Linked DNA regions of Homo sapiens: region 2 is linked to region 1. A link is a contact called in ENCODE Hi-C or POLR2A ChIA-PET data. All regions are on one chromosome and are shown on one strand. Each heading gives the region's core, a stretch centred on a gene start or an enhancer-like site at or near the end of the contact. The rest is flanking DNA. Distances are from core to core; before and after follow the strand shown.

Region 1 (5,936 bases), core at 1,522-4,021:
CTAAGAAAAACTCTAATAGAACGTGTTTCATTTCTTCAGTGTGCCTTTAATGGTTATTGGAGGTATATTTATATAAAATAAATAAGGCCGGGCACGGTGGCTCACACCTGTAATCCCAGCACTTTGGGAGGCCAAGGCAGTCAGATCACCTGAGGTTGGGAGTTCGAGACCAGCCTGACCAACATGGAGAAACCCTGTCGCTACTTAAAAAAAAAAAAAATTAGCCAGGCATGGTTGCACATGCCTGTAATCCCAGCTACTCTGAGGGGAGGCTGAGGCAGGAGAATCGCTTGAACCTGGGAGGCGGAGGTTGCGGTGAGCCGAGATCGCACCATTGCACTCCAGACTGGGCAACAAGAGCAAAATTCCGTCTCAATCAGTCAATAATAAATAAATAAATATGCACTTAGACATATACGTAAAACTGGGGTAGTGTTTGGTTGACCTATCAGAATGAAGAAGTTTGATGAAGAATATACTGATGTTTGGCTGAGAAACAAAAGATTTTCATAAACATAGACGTGATAGATCAGGTTTTTAATTTCAGTTAGATTTTTATTTGCTGGGAAATGAATACTTTTGTTAATTTTTCTTTCCACTAAAATAATCTGTATGTTGTTTTCACAGTGGCATGGCAGAGAGAAATGCTAATTTTGAAGCCCTTCCTGAGGATTGGAGAGCAAGGCTGAAGAGAAGGAAAATGGCTCCAAACACATAGTTTTTAAGTTTTTAAAACTTTTTTGTATTATTGTTTGTTTTGTGTTCAGTTCAAAGTCTTAACCAGTTTTATTGTCAAATAAACTATAAATGTTATGGGGGAGATCTTATAAATTTCCTGGGCAAGAGTGTATGCATACAAAGTTTTCACTTTTGTGAAATGTAATTTTTCTGTTTTTGCAAAGGGATGAGGTGATTGGAATTGCTTTGACCATGCTGCCTTTATTCTCAAACTGGCAAACTTAGCATGTTAGGTGTATTAACCTCATCAGTCTTGAAGAACATGTGGCTCATGAGTATAACACTTCTGTAGAGGACTCCCTGACAAAAGTGAAGAATTAACTTCTCCTCCAGAACAAGTGCAATTCAGAAGGCAGCTCTGCATTCTACCTTGCTTGACTGGAATTGTCTGAAGCTTTTTCTGGCCTCTTTTCTCTAGTCGGCCACCCCTGAAGTGCTGAGGTCTAAGTGGTTTACCTCGTGCTGATAGATGGCCACACTCTTTAGAGTAGTTCTCATAAGTTCTAGAACTGGTAGCTCGGTCGTTTCGCACACTAGGTGGCATACAGGCAGCAGCAGGTGTTCATATCCTTGATTTTGAGAATTTCCCCTCAAGTATGTGGCAGTAAATACAACAAGACACTCTATGTATTAATGTCTCCATTGTCTTAACCCTGTTCCAAAACAAAATTCACCTCCTTTCTTTATGTGAATGTATTCTCCATAAAATTCCAGTATTTAAAAAGCAGTTTACTGTTCTGTACTTTCTGTTGTATCACAATCAGGTAAAAGTCACTTTAAACTGAGGAAACGGCAAATTGTGTTTTAAAGCTCTTTGTATTTCTCCAGTTTCTGACCTTGTAAATTTGTATATATGCACTAATAAAGCTTTTTTTATAATCCTGATGGGTTATCCTTTTGCTCGTCAACTCCTGTTATTCTGATTATGTAACCAGGACTTGTTTTTTTTTCTAAGCATATACAATGCAAGGTGCAAACATTTAACAACAGCTTTCAAGAAAATGAGCAGGAGATCTTTAATGGGGAGTGGTGGGGCCAGTTTAGACAAACAGGCTTCTAGTCCCAGATGGTGCTGTGTGATCAAAGTTTTGGGGTCTAATATTATCTATAATATCTAGATTGGTTAATAGCCATATTAGATAATATTTTACCTACTTAATTCCTGGCAATGATGTAATATGGTTAACATTTCAGAAAAAAAGGTGCTTTATAGCTTTTTTCCCCCCACTGATAAAAGTAACAGATACGGTTATATTCATATATAGTTAACCAAAGACACGTGTTTGAATTTTATTGTAGTATATTTATTTTTTTGTTGTTGGTTTTTTGTTTTTTTTTTTTCTGGAGACAGAATTTCGCTCTTGTTGCTCAGGCTGGAGTGCAATGGCACGATCTCGGCTCACCGCAACCTCCGCCTCCCAGGTTCAAGTGATTCTCCTGCCTCAGCCTCCCGAGTAGCTGGGATTACAGGCATGCGCCACCACACCCAGCTAATTTTGTATTTTTAGTAGAGATGGGGTTTTTCCATGTTGGTCAGGCTAGTCTCCAACTCTCGACCTCCCAAAGTTCTGGGATTACAGGCGAGAGCCACCGCGCCTGGCCTGGAGTAAATTTCTATGCATATAATTGATTTTTTTAAACCTAATCAAAATGTGTGATTTGAATTTGTTAGCTCTGTTTCTTAAGATTTGCAGTGTAGAAGGTAATTTTTCCTTTCTAGCTGTGCAGTGGAGAGAATGTTAAGGTGAAAGGAGAGAAGCAGCAGCTCTCTTAGAGCAAATTATGCATAACAGTTATCTAAAGCCAACAGCAAACCAGCTTGGAAGTATGTTGAAGGCTACTGGCATCGTACTCATCAATGCGGTTTCGATTCCGAGGCTGGGGCTGTGATGTATGAGGGGAAGAAAGCCGCTGCCCGCCATACATGTTGCAGACCTTCCCGGGGTCCCCGCTCCCTCCTTGGGGGCGAGGCCTAGCTCCCCGGAAGCGCCCGACCGCCCCGCCCTTTCTCCGCTTCCTGCTTTCGGTTGCTAGACTACCCGGGCCCTCACAGAAGGCGGTGGCGGGCGGGTGCAGCGAGTTTGTCCCCTTGCCCGCACACTGCTTGGCCTCTGTACTTAAGTGCGGTGGCCGCCTGCCTCGCTGGAGCTTCTCTGCCGCAGCCATCCGTGCTGCTTGGGACGGGCCGGGGCGCGAAGGCGGTCGCATCCATCGCTCTGCCCTCCTGGGAAGTTTCTGCTCTCCTTCCCCGCTCCTACCCTTAGGAAACCCCCTCACCACCTGCCCCAGACCAGGTTCCTCTGAACCCTAAATTCAATCTTTAGGGCCCACTTTCCCAACCCCCTGACCTTTTTCCATCGGCACCTACCGAGACGACTTCGTCGCGTGCTCCCATACCCATTTCTTTCACTTTCCTGTGGCGAGCATCTCCTTTCTCAGGGAAAGGGAAGCATGGGGCCAGCACCTTGGGAAGAAGAAGCGGGAAGATACGCTGCCCTCCCTGTCTCAGATGCACCTCTGGCCTCGGCGTGACCACCTTGTTTAGCTGAGGAGAAGCTGGGTTGGCAGGGTTTTCTGAAGTCAAGAGGGAGCTGGGGGGCGCCCGGGGAGGTATTGGCAGTTTTTTCACTTGTCCTCTTGTGGCTTTGTAGCTTCTCTTGTGTAATCAGCTGCCTATTTGGAAATTGGGCAGGGTTTGCGACTGGATGCTAATGTCACTGACTAGTTTTCAGCCTACCATCCAGAAGTAACATGTTCCCAGCTTTGGAAACGCACCTAAAGCAGGTCGGTACACAACACGGAAAGCCACAGAAATTTCTTCGGGGAACTCCATTTCTTCGGGAACTCCACAGAAATCTGCTACTAGATGAGAAGGGATGTTCTGGTGGCATCTTTTCTCAGCTGGAGATCTTGATCCCCACGATAGAATAATTCGCATGGAATGCAGCTCGCTTGGTTTAGTCTAGTCCTATGCAACAACGCTCATGTACTTTTTGTTGAGTCTATTATGGTTTGAAAACATTATCTTGATTGAAGTGGCCTTTCCTTTCACAGACTATTCCTGATCCTTATGAAGACTTTATGTACCGTCACCTCCAATATTATGGCTACTTTAAAGGTAATACCATGTTCTTATCTAGTATCACCTTTCCTGGACTCAAGAGGAAAATTGCTTCGTTAGCTGGGAGGGTTGCACTTGGGTAGACTAATAAATAATTTGCATTGACAAATAAATACTTTTTCCTCTACCATTAGTGAAAAGTACTTCCTTTCCCCATTGATCTGCGGGTCACCTCTGTCAAGTAGACAGCATCACTTAATACAAAGGTCTGTTTCTGGGCTCTCTATTCCATTGGTCTGTTTGGCTATCCTTTACCAGTATCACTGTCTCTTAATTACTATATGGCATTAAAATAGTCTTTATCTGGAAAGACATGTCTTCCCACCTTGTTCTTCAGAAGTGTCACGGCTGTTCTTGAGTCTTTGCCTTACTATATAAATTTTACAATTGGCGGCCGGGCACGGTGGCTCACACCTGTAATCACAGCACTTTGGGAGGCCGAGACGGGTGGAGCACGAGGTCAGGAGATCGAGACCATCCTGGCTAACACGGTGAAACCCCGTCTCTACTAAAAATACAAAAAAATTAGCCGGGCGTGGTGGTGGGTGCCTGTAGTCCCAGCTACTGGGAAGGCTGAGGCAGGAGAATGGCGTGAACCTGGGAGGCGGAGCTTGCAGTGAGCCGAGATCAAGCCACTGCACTCCAGCCTGGGCGACAGAGTGAGACTCTGTCTCAAAAAAAATAAATAAATAAAAATTTAAAAAAATAAATTTTGCAATTGGCTTATGACATTTTATTTTATTTTTTATTTATTTTGAGATGAAGTCTCACCCTGTCGCCCAGGCTGGAGTGCAGTGGCACGATCTCGGCTCACTGCAACCTCTGCCTCCCAGGTTCAAGAGATTCTCCTGCCTCAGCCTCCTGAGTAGCTGGGATTACAGGCACGAGCCACCACGCCTGGGTAATTTTTGTTTCTTTCTTTTTTTTTTTTTTTTTGCGATAGAGTCTCACTCTTTTCACCCAGGCTGAAATGCAATGGCGCAATCTCGGCTCACTGCGACCTCCACCTCCTGGGTTCAAGAGATTCTCCTGCCTCAGCCTCCCAAGTAGCTGGGATTACAGGCGCCCACCACCACTCCCAGCTAATTTTTTTGTGTATTTGTAGTAGAGACGGGGTTTCAACATGTTGGCCAGGCTGGTCTTGAACTCCTGACCTCAGGTGATCCACCTGCCTAGGCCTCCCAAAGTGGTGGGATTACAGACGTGAGCTTACCGCGCCCAGTGTTTTTTTTATTCTTGAGACGGAGTTATGCTCTTGTTGCCCAGGCTGGAGTGCAGTGGTGCAATCTAGGCTTGCTGCAACTTCCACCTCGCGGGGTCAAGCGATTTTCCTGCCTCAGCCTCCCAAGTACCCAGGTAGCTGGGATTACAGGCGTGTACCACCATGCCTGGCTAATTTTGTATTTTTAGTAGAAACGGTTTCACCATGTTGGCCAGGCTGGTCTCGAACTGACCTCAGGTGATCCACCCACCTCAGCCTCCCAAAATGCCAAGATTACAGGCATGAGCCACCACGCTCGGCCTAATTTTGGTATTTTTAGTAGACACAGGGTTTCCTCATGTTGGCCAGGCTGTTCTCGAACTCCTGACCTAAGGTGATCCACCCACCTTGGCCTCCCAAAGTGCTGGGATTACAGGCGTGAGCCACTGTCCCCAGCCCGCTTATGACATTTTAAAAGATTATAGGAATTGCATTAAATCTGTAGATCAAATTTCACAAGAACTGGCAATTTTTCAACACTGGGTTCTCCAATCTATGACTATAATATTTATCTCCATTTACTTAGGTCTTTAATGTCTCCCAATAAAGATTTATAGTTTTTCATAATACTTCATATTTTTATGCTATTATAAATATTGATCTTCTTAAAATTTAATTTCCTAACTTTGTTACTGGTATATTGAAATAAGATGGAGTAATATTCATTGTATTAGTATTAATTTTATTTCTATCAAAGAATGTTGTTAAACTTTTTTATTAACTACATTAGTCCCCCCTTATCTACAGGGGGGAGGTTCCAAGGCCCCTGGATGGCCTGAAACCACTGATAGTACTAAATCCAAATCACTGTCATTC
Region 2 (5,936 bases), core at 1,887-4,386, 290 kb after region 1:
TCTGTAGTCCCAGCTACTCAGGAGGCTGAGGTGGGAGAATCACCACTGCACTCCAGCCTGGGTGACAGACTGAGACTCTGTCTCAAAACAAACAAACAAAAACAAAGAATGACTCCAGGGTTTTGGCCTGGTGGCTCTCACCCTAGCTTGATGCCAAGACAGAAACATCTGTTCTAGGCCTGGCCTAGACCTCTTCTCTCTAGAGGCCCAGATGGACCAGAGGTCCCTAATTCAGCCAACCTCTTTCTCCCTGAAGACATGCTCTGCTCCAGGTTCCCAGCTCCTTGCTGGGACTGACCTCCTGGTACTTCCTTGACCTTTTTGAGCAGAGTGAACCTTCATAAACTATTCTCCTTTTTCTCCCATCTCCCCAAGACATTCCTACTCCTGGGCTCCCAAGATAATCAATCCCTGTCATTCTAGCCAGGATTAAAGAAGGAGATGTTCAGGGCCGGGTGCAGTGGCTCACGCCTCTAATCCCAGCACTTTGGGAGGTGGAGGCGAGAGGATCATGAGGCGGTCGAGACCATCCTGGCCAACATGGTGACACCCCGTCTCTACTAAAATACAAAAATTAGCTGGGCTTGGTGGTGGGTGTCTGTAATCCCAGCTACTCAGGAGGCTGAGACAGGAGAATTGCTTGAACACAGGAGGCGGAGGTTGCAGTGAGCCAAGATCGCACCACTGAACTCAAGCCTGGGCGACAGAGCAAGACTTCGTCTCAAAAAAAAAAAAAAAAAAAAAAAAAGCAGGCCAAGGGCTTATACTTCAAAGGTGAAGGATAAATGAGGACCTGGATCATATATCTAGAGGGATGAGGTATCAGGGGTGGGGGGATTCCGTTAAACTGACTAGCAGGATTTTTGTGAAAACAGGGTTAGACAGGTTGATGACAGGGATGAAGGAACAGCCCACAAGGCCTAGTCAAAAAAAGATGGCTCAGGCCGGGCGCGGTGGCTCATGCCTGTAGTCCCAGCACTTTGGGAGGCCGAGGCGGGCGGATCACGAGGTCAGGAGATCGAGGCCATCCCGGCTAAAACGGTGAAACCCCGTCTCTACTAAAAATACAAAAAATTAGCCGGGCGTAGTGGCGGGCGCCTGTAGTCCCAGCTACTTGGGAGGCTGAGGCAGGAGAATGGCGTGAACCCGGGAGGCGGAGCTTGCAGTGAGCCGAGATCCCGCCACTGCACTCCAGCCTGGGCGACAGAGCGAAACTCCGTCTCAAAAAAAAAAAAAAAAAAAAAAAGATGGCTCAGAAGAGCCTACCTAAAAGTTGGTTAAGGGGAGAATGTCTGCATCCCTCCTAGGCCCAGGCTGGAGGCTTTCTAAACATATTCGTATTTGTCAGGATCTCCAAAAGTAGGCCCCAGAATGGGACCCAACTGACCCAGGCATAGTGGGACCAGCACAGATTGGACAGTCTTTCCCCTCTGGGCTTCTTGGCTCCTATCGGGCAACTCAAAGTGAGAATTTGGGGTCAGCAGTCCTAGTGCTGCCAGTGACTCACTGAATAACCTCCAGCAAGGCACTTAACCTCTCTGAGCCTCCCTATGCTTATTTAAATTTGAGAATGGTAATTCAGTCTGTCCACAAGGCAGGCTTGTTGAGAGAATGGAATAAAGCACTGTTACTTGAGGAGACGCTTTGTCAGCCTGAGTGAGCAGCTGTACATGTTGTTATTTAAAGAAAAAAATTCTGCTTTCAACCGTGTTCCAAAAAAAACTACTGCAAAGGCTAGGTGTAGTGGTTCATGCCTATAGTACCAACACTTTAGGAGGCTGAGGCAGGAAGATCACTTACGCCCAGGAGTTTGAGACCAGCCTGGTCAACATGGTGAAACCTTGTCTCTACTAAAAATACAAAAATTAGTTGGGCGTGGTGGTGGGTGCCTGTAATCCCAGCTACTTGAGAGGCTGAGGCAGGAGAATCCATTGAACCCGGGAGGCGGAGGTTGCGGTAGGGAGAGACCGCGCCACTGCATTCCAGCCTGGGCGACAGAGCGAGACTCCGTCTCAAAAAACAAAAAACAAACAAGCAAACAAAAAAAAGGCAACGATTGCACAGATTTTCATCAGGTTAACAGAGTGTTTGTGATGGTTTGACTTGAAATATAAGCTATGTTGCTTACATGAAGTTCCCTTTAAAGGGGCTCCAGGGCTCACCTCAAAGGATAAGGAGAGATCATTTAAAATAGCCGACAAGGGTACAACGAATGAGTCTCCCATGATCCGGAGACCCGCTCTGCTCACTGAGATTACTAACCATGGTCAGAGAAAACAAACAATTGCAGATACGAGACATAATTTTTTTTGAGACGGAGTCTCGCTCTGTCGCCCAGGCTGGAGTGCAGTGGCGCGATCACGGCTCACTGCAAGCTCCGCCTCCGAGGTTCATGCCATTCTCCTGGCTCAGCCCGGAGTAGCTGGGACTACGGGCGCCCACCACCACGCCCGGCTAATTTTTTGTATATTTAGTAGAGACGGGGTTTCACCGTGTTAGCCAGGATGGTCTCGATCTCCTGACCTCGTGATCCGCCCGCCTCGGCCTCCCAAAGTGCTGGGATTACAGGCGTGAGCCACCGCGCCCGGCCCGAGTCATAATGTTTTTAATCGTAGAGGCTGATGGTCAATTGAGTTCTTCCCACGTGGACAATTCCGTGAAGCCTGCTCTGACGTTAGGAGCAGCAGCGATTTCTCTTTAAAGCTGGTTAATGATTCCCTCCCGTAACTCCGGGTGGCCAGCTTGTACTTAAATAATTGTAAAAATGCGGACTGAGGTGGCATGCCTTTTTGGCCCTTTGCACACGGCTGGCCTATGTCGTTTATTAATTGGGAGGCAGTGTCATTGTGTAAATCCCCTTATTCCTAGCGGGGTCACGGTCTGAGTTTGAACGCGCCCCTCCGCAAGCATCTGTCACGGGCCAGATTAAAGACTACATTTCCCAAAGGCCCTCGCGGATCCCACCCTTCTCCCTCCCTTTCCGGTTTTACACATAGGCCCCGCCCCCAACGCGCGTGTCGGCCAATAGCGGCCCCACCTCTCGCGCCCGGCAAAAATAGGACGCGGGCGGGAACGTTTCGGGGTCCGCGGGGGCGGGGCCTGTGGCCAGGGGTTGGTCTTTGGAATCGGAGAGGCAGATTCGCTGCTCCGCAGCACGGCCGGAGCTGGTCGGGTCAAGAGTCGGGATTTGTGGGGAGAGGTTTTCCACTGGTCAAGAGAAGGCTTTAAGAAAGACGGTATTAATCTCCCGTTGCGGCTCCCGCCTGGTCCCATCTTCTGCCCGCTCCTCCAGGAAATGAATCTGCTGCCGAATATTGAGAGTCCAGTGACTCGGCAGGAGAAGATGGCGACCGTGTGGGATGAGGCCGAGGTGGGCACCGGGCGAGCTGGCGGTCCGGGAACCGGGGCCCGCAGGGAGACGCCATTGACAAGAGGGAAGGAGGTGGCTGGGGGTCAAGGTCTGGCCCGATCCCGGGGACGGGGTTGTTTGGGATGTGGGCAGGGGTCCTGACTCCATCCTGGTTTTATGGGCGTGGAAACTGAGGCTGTGAGTGGGTTCGGAGAACGAGGGATGCTTGTCCTGAGTAAAAGTAAATATATAAATAAACAAATAATTTTTTACAGCAAGATGGAATTGGGGAGGAGGTGCTCAAGATGTCCACGGAGGAGATCATCCAGCGCACACGGCTGCTGGACAGTGAGATCAAGGTGGGCGCACAGCTCCTGTGCGGGCGATGGAGCCCCCACAGGACAGGCCCCGGCGATCCGAGTCGCCTCTCGTACTTCCTAATCGGGCACCCTGGGGGAGACATGGGGCTCGGGCTTCCCCCTCATATCAGGAAGAGAGGAAAGAAAACTAAGCCTTAAAAGGGACAAGAAGACAGGTAGGGGGTGGTGGGAGGCCTGGGCTGAGATGAGAAGTTATCAGATTGCCTTTCCCAGTGAGAACTGGGAATAATCCTCTCAAGAATCCTTCTTTTAGTAAAATGCCTATTTTACAGATGAGGAGACAGGCCCAGAGAGGTTTGTACTGCGATAAAGCACCCAGTTCTTACTATGAGGCAGAACCTAAAACCTATGTTTGCCTCTCTCGGAGGCCTGCTTTTATTCCAATACTACCACTATTTCACCAGGAGGTTTCCAAACTGGCCTCCTCTTTTGACTTCTGCAGGATGTGGACACAGTCAGACTCTGCCTTCAGAGAGCCTCAGAGCTGGATGAATGGATGCGGGAGGGTCCCCTGGGCACCCTGGACCTCACTAGTTACAGGGCTCTAGCATAAGCTGTGCCAGGGTTTATATTTGCTTCTCCTCCCCTCCTGATCTCAGATCATGAAGAGTGAAGTGTTGAGAGTCACCCATGAGCTCCAAGCCATGAAGGACAAGATAAAAGAGAACAGTGAGAAAATCAAAGTGAACAAGACCCTGCCGTACCTTGTCTCCAACGTCATCGAGGTGTGTGTGTATGTGGAGGGGAAGAGAGGGAGTCAGCAGGGAATGGGGACAGCCTGGGGTGGGGCCACTAGGGAAAGAGTGGGTGGAGGTATTGAGGCCAAACTGCATGTCAGAGCTACACCTCCTGGGGCACTTTCATGGGGAAGACGGGGCCTGCAAAGTCCTGGGAGGTCTCACGTGTCTCCTTTTCTGTTGGTTATGTCTCCTCCGGGGTAGATGAGCCCTGTGCAGAGGAGCAGCACCTACACAGAGATCAATCCCTGGGCTTAGCAGGGGCACCCACGTTTGGTGGGCTCAGGGCTATTGGAGGAGGGAGGTAAGGATGGCCAGCCCTGCAGGTATTAGGAACTGTCTTAGGAAGCACTGGGCCTTGGGGAGTTCAAGGAGCTGAGTATTTTTTCCTTCCCAGCTCCTGGATGTTGATCCTAATGACCAAGAGGAGGATGGTGCCAATATTGACCTGGACTCCCAGAGGAAGGGCAAGTGTGCTGTGATCAAAACCTCTACACGACAGGTGAGCGTGGCTCAGCAATGAGAGACTGGAGGAGGGTGAGGAGCGGATGTGGGACAGGACTAGGGAGCCTTCCCTGAGGACACTAACTGAGACTGCCCCTGTAACTTGTCCACAGACGTACTTCCTTCCTGTGATTGGGTTGGTGGATGCTGAAAAGCTAAAGCCAGGAGACCTGGTGGTGAGTGGGGCCTGAGCCCAGGCAGTGCTTTTCTGGTGACTAGCTGAGCCCCTGTACCCGCCCCAGGTCACTGTTGGCTCTGAATCTTGGCAGAACAGCTCCGAGAGTCTGGGATTCTGTCTACTTGCTGTTTGATTCTTGTATTGCCCAGTCCTGTGTCTTTCCCTCTGCAGACACCTGTCACCCAGTCAGTTGGGTAGCCCTTGAGCTGGGCCAAATCTGAAGGCCCTGTGCTGTGTCCTTAGGGTGTGAACAAAGACTCCTATCTGATCCTGGAGACGCTGCCCACAGAGTATGACTCGCGGGTGAAGGCCATGGAGGTAGACGAGAGGCCCACGGAGCAATACAGTGACATTGGGGGTTTGGACAAGCAGATCCAGGAGGTGAGGGAGGCACGGCAGCTGCCAGCAGCCTTGTCAGCCTTTTAGTTTCTCCACGCCATTGATGCAGCTCATCTCCCTAATGTGTCTTTCATCCTCATAGCAACCTAGGGAGGAAGGGAGGGGTGCCATGTGACAGGTGAGGAGACTGAAGCCCAGAGAGTTTAAATGCCTTGCCCAGGATCACAGAGAGACCAGAGCCAGGACTGGAGCCCAGGCTCCTGGTTCTTGGCCCAGTGTCCTTTTTTTTTTTTTTTCCGAGATGGAGTTTTGCTTTTACTGCCCATGCTGGAGTGCAATGGCACGATCTCGGCTCACCGCAACCTCTGCCTCCCGGGTTCAAGCAATTCTGCCTCAGCCTCTCGAGTAGCTGGGATTACAGGCATGCGACACCAAGCCTGGCTAATTTT

The links. Hi-C counts contacts between places; a loop is a spot of excess contacts on that map. ChIA-PET counts read pairs that join two places held with the same protein, here RNA polymerase II (POLR2A). Pooled maps may share reads with other maps.
Region 2: a loop to region 1 is called in a map of B cell, with 8 times the contacts of the local background. The contact joins the promoter of PSMC3 here to the promoter of AGBL2 in region 1. A Hi-C loop is called at or near these places in 1 of 168 maps with a recorded cell type or tissue (B cell), 4 of 37 single-sample maps with no recorded cell type and 10 of 50 pooled maps. POLR2A ChIA-PET finds 5 or more read pairs at or near these places in 7 of 52 experiments (A673, Caco-2, HepG2 and 4 more).

Annotation. Positions count from the first base shown.
Region 1 is chr11:47,712,204-47,718,139 of GRCh38, reverse strand. AGBL2 (AGBL carboxypeptidase 2) reads left to right here and starts at 2,771. Exons shown (of 19, transcript NM_024783.4): 1 at 2,771-2,965; 2 at 3,390-3,522; 3 at 3,793-3,856. The coding sequence starts at 3,490. It overlaps FNBP4 (formin binding protein 4), which reads left to right. Exons shown (of 17, transcript NM_015308.5): 17 at 628-1,646. The coding sequence ends at 718. RefSeq lists an enhancer at 3,034-3,093.
Region 2 is chr11:47,423,639-47,429,574 of GRCh38, reverse strand. It overlaps PSMC3 (proteasome 26S subunit, ATPase 3), which reads left to right and starts at 3,136. Exons shown (of 12, transcript NM_002804.5): 1 at 3,136-3,370; 2 at 3,625-3,708; 3 at 4,329-4,454; 4 at 4,864-4,968; 5 at 5,084-5,146; 6 at 5,392-5,529. The coding sequence starts at 3,296. RefSeq lists silencers at 2,898-3,027, 3,298-3,509 and an enhancer at 3,128-3,327.